Regions from separate parts of the Homo sapiens genome. Here region 2 is linked to region 1. Evidence: chromatin loops called from intact Hi-C (ENCODE). Cell type or tissue: breast epithelium. All regions are shown on one strand.

Region 1 (5,000 bases):
CAAGTAGCTGGGACTACAGGCTCCCGCCACCACGCCTGGCTAATTTTTTGTATTTTTAGTAGACAGGGGGTTTCACCATGTTAGCCAGGATGGTCTCGATCTTCTGACCTCGTGATCCACCCACCTCGGCCTCCCAAAGTGCTGGGATTACAGGCGCGAGCCACCGCGCCCAGGCTTTTTTTTTTTTTTTAAACAAGGTTTTTTTTTTTTTTTTTTTTCCTCCTTTGAGATTATAATGAATATGGTCACACCACAAGTAAAGTCAGAAGTAAGACAGAGAACCCTCCAAAGGCTGGCTTGGTCATCTGAGATCATTAAAAATGACTGAACCTGGCTGGGCGCCGGTGGCTCACGCCTGTAATTCGAGCACTTTGGGAGGCCGAGGTAGGTGGATCACAAGGTCAGGAGATAGAAACCATCCTGGCCAACCTGGTGAAAGCCTGTCTCTGCTAAAAATACAAAAATTAGCTGGGTGTGGTGGCGGGCGCCTGTAATCCCAGCTACTCAGGAGGCTGAGGCAGGAGAATCACTTGAACCCAGGAGGTGGAGCTTGCGGTGAGCCAAGATCGCACCACTGCACTTGAGCCTGGCGACAGAGCTAGACTCCGTCTCAAAGAAAAAAAAAATGACCCTAACAATATGTACAAAAATATAAAATGTAAATAAAAAATACAAACAAACTTCCTTTTTAAAGTACTTTTAAAAGAGCAAGACCTTGGAAGTTTTGGTTCTTTTTTCCTCCTCTGTTGCAAATTCTCTGGTTTGGGTTGGGTGGTGGTGAGTGCCTGTCATCTGCAGTGGCACTGTCTGTGGAGGGCAAGCAGGCCTCTCGAGGGCAACCATGTTTAGATTCTGAGATGGGAAGTGGAGGGTGAATAGGTCACGGTGGCCTTAATTTAAAGTTTAACTTTTCTTTTTTTGCTGTCTAATCATCCTCACTGGCCTTCTGCTGCTTGGTATCAACATCGTCATCTTCATCATCATCAGCTGCCCATTTGTCCATACCGCCTCAGCTGCTTCGTTTTCATCTCCGTTCTTTTCTTCACCATCACCTTCCTCTTCCTTCTCCTCTTTCTCCCCACCCTGTTCCTCTTCTTCATCTACCTCGTTGTCAGCCTCCTGCTCCCCATTTTCCTCATTAGCGTTCCCGTTAGCATGGGCGTCTCTTCCACTTTCTGCCTCCTCCACAACTTCTCCTTGAAGTCCTTGGTGGTGATCACGGAGCTTGTGTCCACAACTGCCTCTGACATGGTGGGGCACAGCGGTGATCCGATGCAAGGGATTAAGAAGAAAGTGAGAGTTTGGGGACTATGTCGATTAAGCTGCCAGACTCTGAGGCAGCAGAGGAAGTGCATGGCGGAGGTGGCTGTGGTGAGCAGGACACCGAACCAGGAACAATGCAAAGATGGCTTTTCAGAGCAGCCAGTTGGGGGTCCTCACTTCTTAAAGAGGGCCCAAAGGGGCAGCTTCTCTATCTATAATCTTTCTATGGTGATCGCATCCTGTCTGTTGGCTTTAGATACCAGATGTATGCTGAAAACTCTCCTCCCCAAACCTCCTCCCTGATCTCCAGGGAAGTATCCAACTGTCTACTCAAACCTGGACATATCACAGACATCTCCAATTAACATATTAAAAATGTACTCCTAGTATTTCCCCCAAAGCTGGTCTACCTACCATCTCAGTTAAAGCAACTTCATTCTTCCAGCTGCTCAGGCTTTGGCATTGTCCTAAAGTCCTCTTTCTCCACATACAATCTGTCAGGAAATCTTACTTGCTTTACCTTCAAAATATTTAAAATTTGACCACTCTTTACCATCACTACTGCTACCACCTTGGTCTGAGCCACCACCATTTTTCGCCAGGATTGTTGCTGCCTAATTAGTCTACTTGCTTCTACTCTGGCTCCCTTATTGCCGTTTCCATTTTTTTTTTTTTTTTGATATGGGGTCTTACTCTGTCACCAGGCTAGAGTGCAGTGCAGTGGCACAATCTCAGCTCACTGCAACCTCTACCTCCCTGATTCAAGCAATTCCCCTGCCTCAGTCTCCCGAGTAGCTGGGATTACAGGCGAGCACCACCACACCTGGCTAATTTTTTTTTCTATTTTTAGTAGAGATGGGGTTTCACCATGTTAGCCAGACTGGTCTTGAAGTCCTCAGGCAATCCACCTGCCTCGGCCTCCCAAAGTGCTAGGATTACAGGTGTGAGCCACTGTGCCCGGCTATTGCCTGTTCTTAACAGCCAAAGTGATCTTGTTAAAAAGGAAAAAATCAAGATCACAGCCAAAATGATCTTTTTCTTTTTTCTTTGATGGAGTCTCGTTCTGTTATCCAGGCTGGAGTGCAGTAGTGCGATCTCAGCTCACTGCAACCTCTGCCTCCCAGGTTCAAGCGATTCTTCTATCTCAGCCTCCCAAGTAGCTGGGGCTACAGGTGCCCGCCACCACACCCGGCTAATTTTTGTATTTTTAGTAGAGATGGGGTTTCACCATATGGCCAGGCTGGTCTCGAACTCCTGACCTTGTGATCCACCTGCCTGGGCCTCCCAAAATGCTGGGATTACAGGAATGAGATACCACACCTGGCGCTATTTTTTTTTTTTTTTTTTTTTAAGAAGGAGTCTTGCTCTGTCGCCCAGGCAGGAGTGCAGTGGTACAATTTCAGCGGCTCACTGCAACCTCCGCCTCCCGGTTCTAGTGATTCTCCTGCCTCAGACTCCCAAACAGCTGGGATTACAGGCACCTGCCATCACACCCAGCTAATTTTGGTATTTTCAGTAGAGACCTCAGGTGATCCACCTACCTCGGCCTCCCAAAGTGCTGGGATTACAGGTGTGAGTCGCCACCCCTGGCCTGATCTTATTTTTTACTTAAAATAAAAGCCAGTCTTTGCAGTAGCCTATAAGGCCCCTCCTCCGCATTACCTCTCTGGTCTCATCTCCTACCATACTCCTCCGCTGACTCATGCTGCTCTGGACACAGCCAATTTGCTCTTTCAGGCACACTCCCACCTCACGGCCATACACTGGTGGTACCTTCTGTCTGGGATGCTCTCTCTCCAGATATTTCTTGGCTCTTACTCTTTTTTTTTGTTTGTTTGTTTTGAGACAGTCTCACGTTGTTACCCAGGCTGCAGTGCAGTGGTACCATCTCGGCTCACTGCAGCTTCGACCTCCTGGGCTTAAGCAATCCTCCTGCCTCAGACCCCCAAGTAGCTGGGACCACAGGTGCGTGCCACTACACCTGGCTAATTTTTGTGTTTTTTGTAGAGATGGGGTTTCACCATGTTGCCTAGGCTAGTCTCGAACTCCTGGGCTCAAGTGATCCACCCACCTCGGCCTCCCTAAGTACTAGGATTGCAGATGTAAGTCACCACGCCCAGCCTTGGTTTTTATTCTTTTTTTTTGAGATGGAGTCTCGCTCTGTCACCCAGGCTGGAGTGCAGTGGCGCGATCTCGGCTCACTGCAAGCTCTGCCTCCCAGGTTCACGCCATTCTCCTGCCTCAGCCTCCCGAGTAGCTGGGACTACAGGCACCCAGCTAATTTTTTTGTATTTTTTTTAGTGGAGACAGGGTTTCACCATGTTAGCCAGGATGGTCTAGATCTCCTGACCTCGTGATCCGCGCGCCTCGGCCTCCCAAAGTGCTGGGATTACAGGCATGAGCCACCGTGCCCGGCCAGTTTTTACTCTTACTTCCTTTCAGTTATTGCTCAAATGACACTTTCTCAGTGATGATCCCCTTTCAACCTGCAATCCCACATACTCCCATCCCCACCTTACTTGAGTACTCCCAAACCCTTACTTGCTCTCATTTTTCCAGAGCACTTATTAACCATATTGTTTATTATGTTTGTTTGTCTCTCCAGCTAGAATATAAGCTCCACCACTAAGACAGGGACTTTTGTCTGTTCCCTTCTTTTTCTGTTTTTTTTTTTTGTTCCGAGACAAGAGTCTCGCTTCGTCCCCCAGGGTGGAGTGCTGTAGCAGGACCTCGGCTCACTGTAACCTCTGCCTCCGGGGTTCAAGCAATTCTCCTGCCTCAGCCTCCCGAGTAGCTGGGATTACAGGCGCACGCCATCATGCCCAGTTAATTTTTATATTTTTAGTAGAGACAGGGTTTCACTATGTTCCACATGCTGATCTCGAACTCCTGATATCAGGTGATCCTCCTGCCTTGGCCTCCCAAAGTGTGGGGATTACAGGCATGAGCCACCATGCCTGGCCCTTTTTCTTTTTCTTTTTTGAGATGGAGTCCTCACTCTGTCGCTCAGGCTGGAGTGCAGTGGTGCAATCTTGGTTCACTGCAACCTCTGCCTCCCGGGTTCAAGTGATTCTCCTGCCTCAGCCTCCTGGGTAGCTGGGATTACAGGTACCCACCATCATGCCCCGCTAATTTTTGTATTTTTAATAGAGACGGGGTTTTACCATGTTGACCAGGCTGGTCTCAAACTCCTGACCTCAAGTGATTCGCCCACGTCAGCCTCCCAAAGTGCTGGGATTACGGGCATGGGCCACCGCACCGCACCTGGCCTTTTTTTCTGTTTTTGTTTTCATTTTTGGAGACAGGGTCTCTCTCTGTTGCCCAGGCTATAATGCAGTGGCGCGATCTTGGCTCACTGCAACCTCTGCCTCCCAGGCTCAAGCGATTCTCCCATTTCAGCCTCCCAAGTAGCTGGGACTACAGGCTCGTGCCACCACGCCTGGCTAATTTTTTTTTGTATTTTTTGTAGAGACAGAGTTTCGCTATGTTGCCCAGGCTGTTGTCTGTTTCATTGAGTAAACCATTCCTAGTGCCCAGAACACTGCCAGGCACTCAATGTTTATTGGATGAATGGGTAGCATTAGTAACATTTTGCTGCACTTAGTTATAAACAAGACTTCCTTCCCTATATTAGGCCAAAGCTCCATGAGGACAGGGAATGCATATTATTCTGGACCCTTAATAAATACTGACTGACCAGATGAGTAATGAACTATGTGAAAACAAGGAGGTGAAAA
Region 2 (5,000 bases), 64 kb before region 1:
CCAAAAATACAAAAATTCACTGGGCATGGTGGCACACACCTATGGTCCCAGCTACTTGGGAGGCTAAGAGGAAAATCGTTTGAGCCCAGGAGGTCAAGGCTGCAGTGGGTGGACACGAGCCACTGCACTTCAGCCTGGGCAACAGAGTGAGACCTTGTCTCAAAAAAATAAAAGGCCAGTCACGGCAGCTCATGCCTGTAATCCCAGCACTTTGGGAAGTCAAGACAGGTGGATCACCTGAGGTCAGGAGTTAGAGACCAGCCTGGCCAACATGGTGAAATCCCGTCTCTACTTAAAATACAAAAATTAGCCGGGCGTGGTGGCATGTGCCTGCAATCCCAGCTACTTGGGAGGCTGAGGCAGAAGAATTGCTGGAACCCGGGAAGTGGAGGTTGCAGTGAGCTGAGATCGTGCCACTGCACTCCAGCCTGGGCAACAGAACAAGACTCCATCTAAAAAAAAAAAGGCCAGGCGTGGTGGCTCACCCCTGTAATCCTAGCACTTTGGGAGGCCAAGGTGGGCAGATCACAAGATCAGGAGATTGAGACCATCCTGGCTAACATGGAGAAACCCCGTCTCTACTAAAAATACAAAAAATTAGCTAGGCGTGGTGGCAGGCGCCTGTAGTCCTAGCTACTCGGGAGGCTGAGGCAGGAGAATCGCTTGAACCCGGGAGGTGGAGGTTGCAGTGAGCCAAGACTGCTCCACTGTACTCCAGCCTGGCGACAGAGCGAGACTCCCTCTCAAAAAAAAAACAAAAAAAAAAAAGTAGCCTCTTTTCTGGCTGGAACCCTCATGTAGAGTGTTGTAGATAAGAAGGAGAGGGCCGGGGTGCAGTGGCTCACACCTGTAATCCCAACACTTTGGGAGGCCGAGGTGGGCAGGTCACCTGAGGTCAGGAGTTCAAGACCAGGCTGGCCAACATGACAAAACCCCGTCTCTACTAAAAATTCAAAACAAAATTAGCCGGGCATGGTGGCCAGCCCCTGTGATCCCAGCTACTCAGGAGGCTGAGGCAGGAGAATTGCTTGAATGCAGGAGGGGGAGGTTGCATTGAGTCGAGATCGCACCATTGCACTCCAGCATGGGAGACAGAGCAAGACCCCGTCTTAAAAAAAAAAAGAGAGAGAAAAAGAAGGAGGTTCTTGCTATGCCAGAAACCCTTAAAAAGCGAAGGAATTTCCCAGAGCTGAAGATCAAAGGCCCGAGAAAGAAATTTGCCCAAAAGATGATTCAAAAGGCAAGGAGGAAGCTTATCTATGAAAAAGTGAAGCACTATCACAAGGAATATAGGCAGATGTACAGAACTGAAATTCGAATGGCTAGGATGGCCAGAAAAGCTGGCAACTTCTATGTACCTGCAAAACCCAAATTGCCGTTTGTCATCAGGATCAGAGGTATCAGTGGTGTGAACCCAAAGGTCCGAAAGGTGTTGCAGCTTCTTCGCCTTTGTTAAATCTTCAGTGGAACCTTTGTGAAGCTCAACAAGGCTTCAATGAACATGCTGAGGATTGTAGAACCATATATGGCATGGGGGTACCCAAAGCTGAAGTCAGTAAATGAACTAATCTACCAGCATGGTTATGGCAAAAATCAATAAGAAGCAAATTGCTTTGACAGATGACACTTTGATTGCTTTATCTCTTGGTAAATATGGCATCACCTGCATGGAGGATCTGATTCTTGAGATCTATACTGTTGGAAAATGCTTCAAAGAAGCAAATAACTTCCTGTAGCCCTTCAAATTATCCTCTCCACAAGGTAGAGTAAAGAAAAAGACCACCCATTTTGTAGAAAGTGGACATGCTGGCAACAGGGAGAACCGGATCAACAGACTTATTAGAAGAATGAGCTAAGGTGTCTACTGTGATTGTTTTTCTAATCTAAGCACTTAAGCAGTACCTGCTCTCAAATTGGAGGAAAAAAAAGAAAGTTAAATACGGAATTACCGAACAGTCCAGCAATTCTGCTCCTAGGTGTACACCCAAAAGAATTTAAATCAGGTGTCCAGGCTGGGTGGGGTGGCTTATGCCTATAATCCCAGCAGTTTGGGAGGCCAAAGTGGGAGGATTGCATGAGCCCAGGACTTCACGGGCAACCAGTCTGGGCAACATGGCAAAACCCTGTCACTACAAAAAATACAAAAATGGGCTAGGTGCGGTGGCTCACGCCTATAATCCTAGCACTTTGGGAGGCAAGGTGGGTAGATCACCTGAGGTCAGGAGTTCAAGACGAGCCTGGCCAACATGGCAAAACCCCATCTCTACTAAAAAATACAAAAATTAGCCGGGTGTGGTGGCTCATGCCTGTAATCCCAGCATTTTGGGAGGCCGAAGGTGGTTGGATCACCTGAGGTCAGGAGTTCGATACCAGCCTGACCAACATGGAGAAACCCGTCTCTACTAAAAAATACAAAATTAGCTGGGCGTGGTGGTGCATGCCGGTAATCCCAGCTACTCCGGAGGCTGAGGCAGGAGAATCACTTGAACCTGGGAGGTGGAGATTGTGGTGAGCCAAGATCATGCCGTTGCAACAAGAGCAAAACTCCGTCTAAAAAAAAAAAAAAATTAACTGGGCCTGGTGGCTCACGCCTGTAATCCCAACACTTTGGGAGGCTGAGGCGGGTGGATCATGAGGTCAGGAGATCAAGACCATCCTGTCCAACATGGTGAAACCCCCTCTCTACTAAAAATACAAAAATTAGCTGGGCGTGGTGGCGTGCGCCTGTAGTCCCAGCTACTCGTGAGGCTGAGGCAGAAGAATCACTTGAACCAGAGAGTCAGAGTTTGCAGTGAGCCAAGATCATGCCACTGCACTCGAGCCTGGCTATAGAGGGAGACTCTGTCTCAAAAAATAATAATAATAATAATAAAAAAATTAGCTGGGCATGGTGGCATGTGGCTGTAATCCCAGCTACTGGGGAGGCTGAGGCTGCAGAATCACGTGAACCCGGGAAGCAGAGGTTGCAGTGAGCTGAGATCATGCCACTGCACTCCAGCCTGGGTGACAGAGAAAGACTCTCTCTCAAAAAAAAAAAAAAAATTTAGCCAGGTGTGGTGGCACATGCCTGTAATCCCAGCTACTTGGAATGCTGAGGTGGGAGGAGGTCAAGGCTGCAATGAGCCATGATTGTGCAACTACATTCCAGCCTGGGTAACAGAGCACGACTCTGTCTCCAAAAAAAAAAAAAAAAAAGGAAAAGAAAACAGTTATTCAAACAAATTCTTGTACGTGAGTGTTCATATCAGCACTTTTTACAATAGCCAAAAAGGTGGAAACAACACAAATATTCATCAGCAAATGAGTGGATAAACAATTGTGATATATCCATATAATCAAATATTATTCAACCATAGAAAAGGATGAAATACTGATATATGCTACAATATTTTGAGGATGAATATCAAAATATTTTGCTAAGTGAAGGAAAGCCAGAAACAGAACACATATTATGTGATTACACATGTAAGGAATATCCAGAATAGGTAAACCCATAGAGAACAAGAGCAGATTTGTGGTTGCCAGTGGCTGTGGGGTGGGGGAGATGAGAAAATGGGGAGTAACTTCATGGGTATGGAGTTTTATTTGGGGGTGATGAAAATGTTTTGAAGGCCCAGCGTGGTGGCTCATGCCTGTAATCCCAGCACTTTGGGAGGCTGGGGCAGGTGGATCACTTGAGGTCAGGAGTTCGAGACTAGCTGGACCAACATGGTGAAACCCTGTCACTACTAAAAATACAAAATTAGCCAGGCGTGGTGGCACATGCCTGTAATCCCAGCTACTTGGGAGGCTGAGCAGGAGAATTGCTTGAACCTGGGTGGCAGAGGTTGCAGTGAGCGGAGATCAGCCATTGCACTCCAGCATGGGCAATAAGAGCAAAGCTCCATCTCAAAAAAAAAATGTTTTGAAATTAGATAGAGGTGGTGGTTGTACCTATTACTAATATACTAATGTACTAAATACCATTATATTATTCTCTTTAAAGTGGTTAGGCTAGGCCGGGTGTGGTGGCTCACGCCTGTAATCCCAGCACTGTGGGAGGCCAAGGTGGGTGGATCACCTGAGGTCAGGAGTTTGATTGAGACTAGCCTGGCCAACATGGTGAAACCCTATCTCTATTAAAAATACAAAAATTGGCCAGATGTGGTGGTGGGCGCCTGTAATCCCAGCTACTTGGGAGGCTGAGGCAGGAGAATCACATGAACCCAAGAGGCGGAGGTTGCAGTGAGCCAAGATCGCGCCATTGCACTCCAGCCTGGGCAATAAGAGCGAAACTCTGTCTCAAAAATAAATAAATAAATAAATACAATAAAGTGGTTAGGCAAGGCATGGTGGCACCCTGGGAGGCTAAGGCAGCAGGATCACTTGAGCCAAGGAGTTTGAGACCAACCTGGGTATCATAGTGAGACCCCATCACTACAAAAAATAAAAAGTTAGCTGAATGTGGTGGCGCATGCCTGTAGTCCCAACTACTCAGGAGGCTGAGGCAAGAGGACCATTTGCCCAGAAGTTCGAGGTTGCAGTGAGCTGTGATCATACCACTGCACTCCAGCCTGGACCGCAACTCAAAAAAAAAAAAAGGTTAATTTTATGTTGCATGAATTTCAATTTTTAAAAAATAGTTGATTACTTATGTACACTTTTCTGCATGTAAGTAATACTTAAGTTTGGAAAACTTTGGTGTAGTAGAAATAGCATGAGATTTGCCAAGCATTTTGCTGGCTATTAAACATATCTAATCTCATAATATACATTAAGCACAGCCATTGTGGGGGTGGCAGACAGTATGACCCAGATAAATATTAGTCCCCTTGCACAACTCAAAGCTTTCATACTCTAAAATTGTCCATGTCCCGGAGGCCCTGATTTCTTTCTTTCCATTTTTTTTTTTTTTTTTTTGAGACAGAGTTTCACTCTTGTTGCCCAGGCTGGGTTCAATGGCGTGATCTCGGCTCACTGCAGCCTCCGCCTCTCGGGTTCAAGTGATTCTCCTGCCTCAG

The links. Hi-C counts contacts between places; a loop is a spot of excess contacts. Peaks named below come from ENCODE experiments on the same cell type or tissue, not always from the same donor. Only the 100,000 strongest peaks of a DNase experiment are listed, where the experiment ranks them.
Region 2: a loop joins it to region 1, with 15 times the contacts of the local background. A loop is called at or near these places in 3 of 110 quality-filtered maps.

The regions. Positions count from the first base shown.
Region 1 is chr6:30,629,882-30,634,881 of GRCh38, reverse strand. All of the region lies in intron 6 of ATAT1 (alpha tubulin acetyltransferase 1), which reads right to left. It also overlaps the pseudogene PTMAP1. Among named protein-coding and RNA genes, the nearest start is that of ATAT1, 5.5 kb to the right of the region's middle. In breast epithelium, no CTCF peak of the experiment used is centred here; no DNase peak of the experiment used is centred here.
Region 2 is chr6:30,693,662-30,698,661 of GRCh38, reverse strand. It overlaps the pseudogene RPL7P4. Among named protein-coding and RNA genes, the nearest start is that of NRM, 5.2 kb to the right of the region's middle. In breast epithelium, no CTCF peak of the experiment used is centred here; a DNase peak (open chromatin) is centred at 3,101.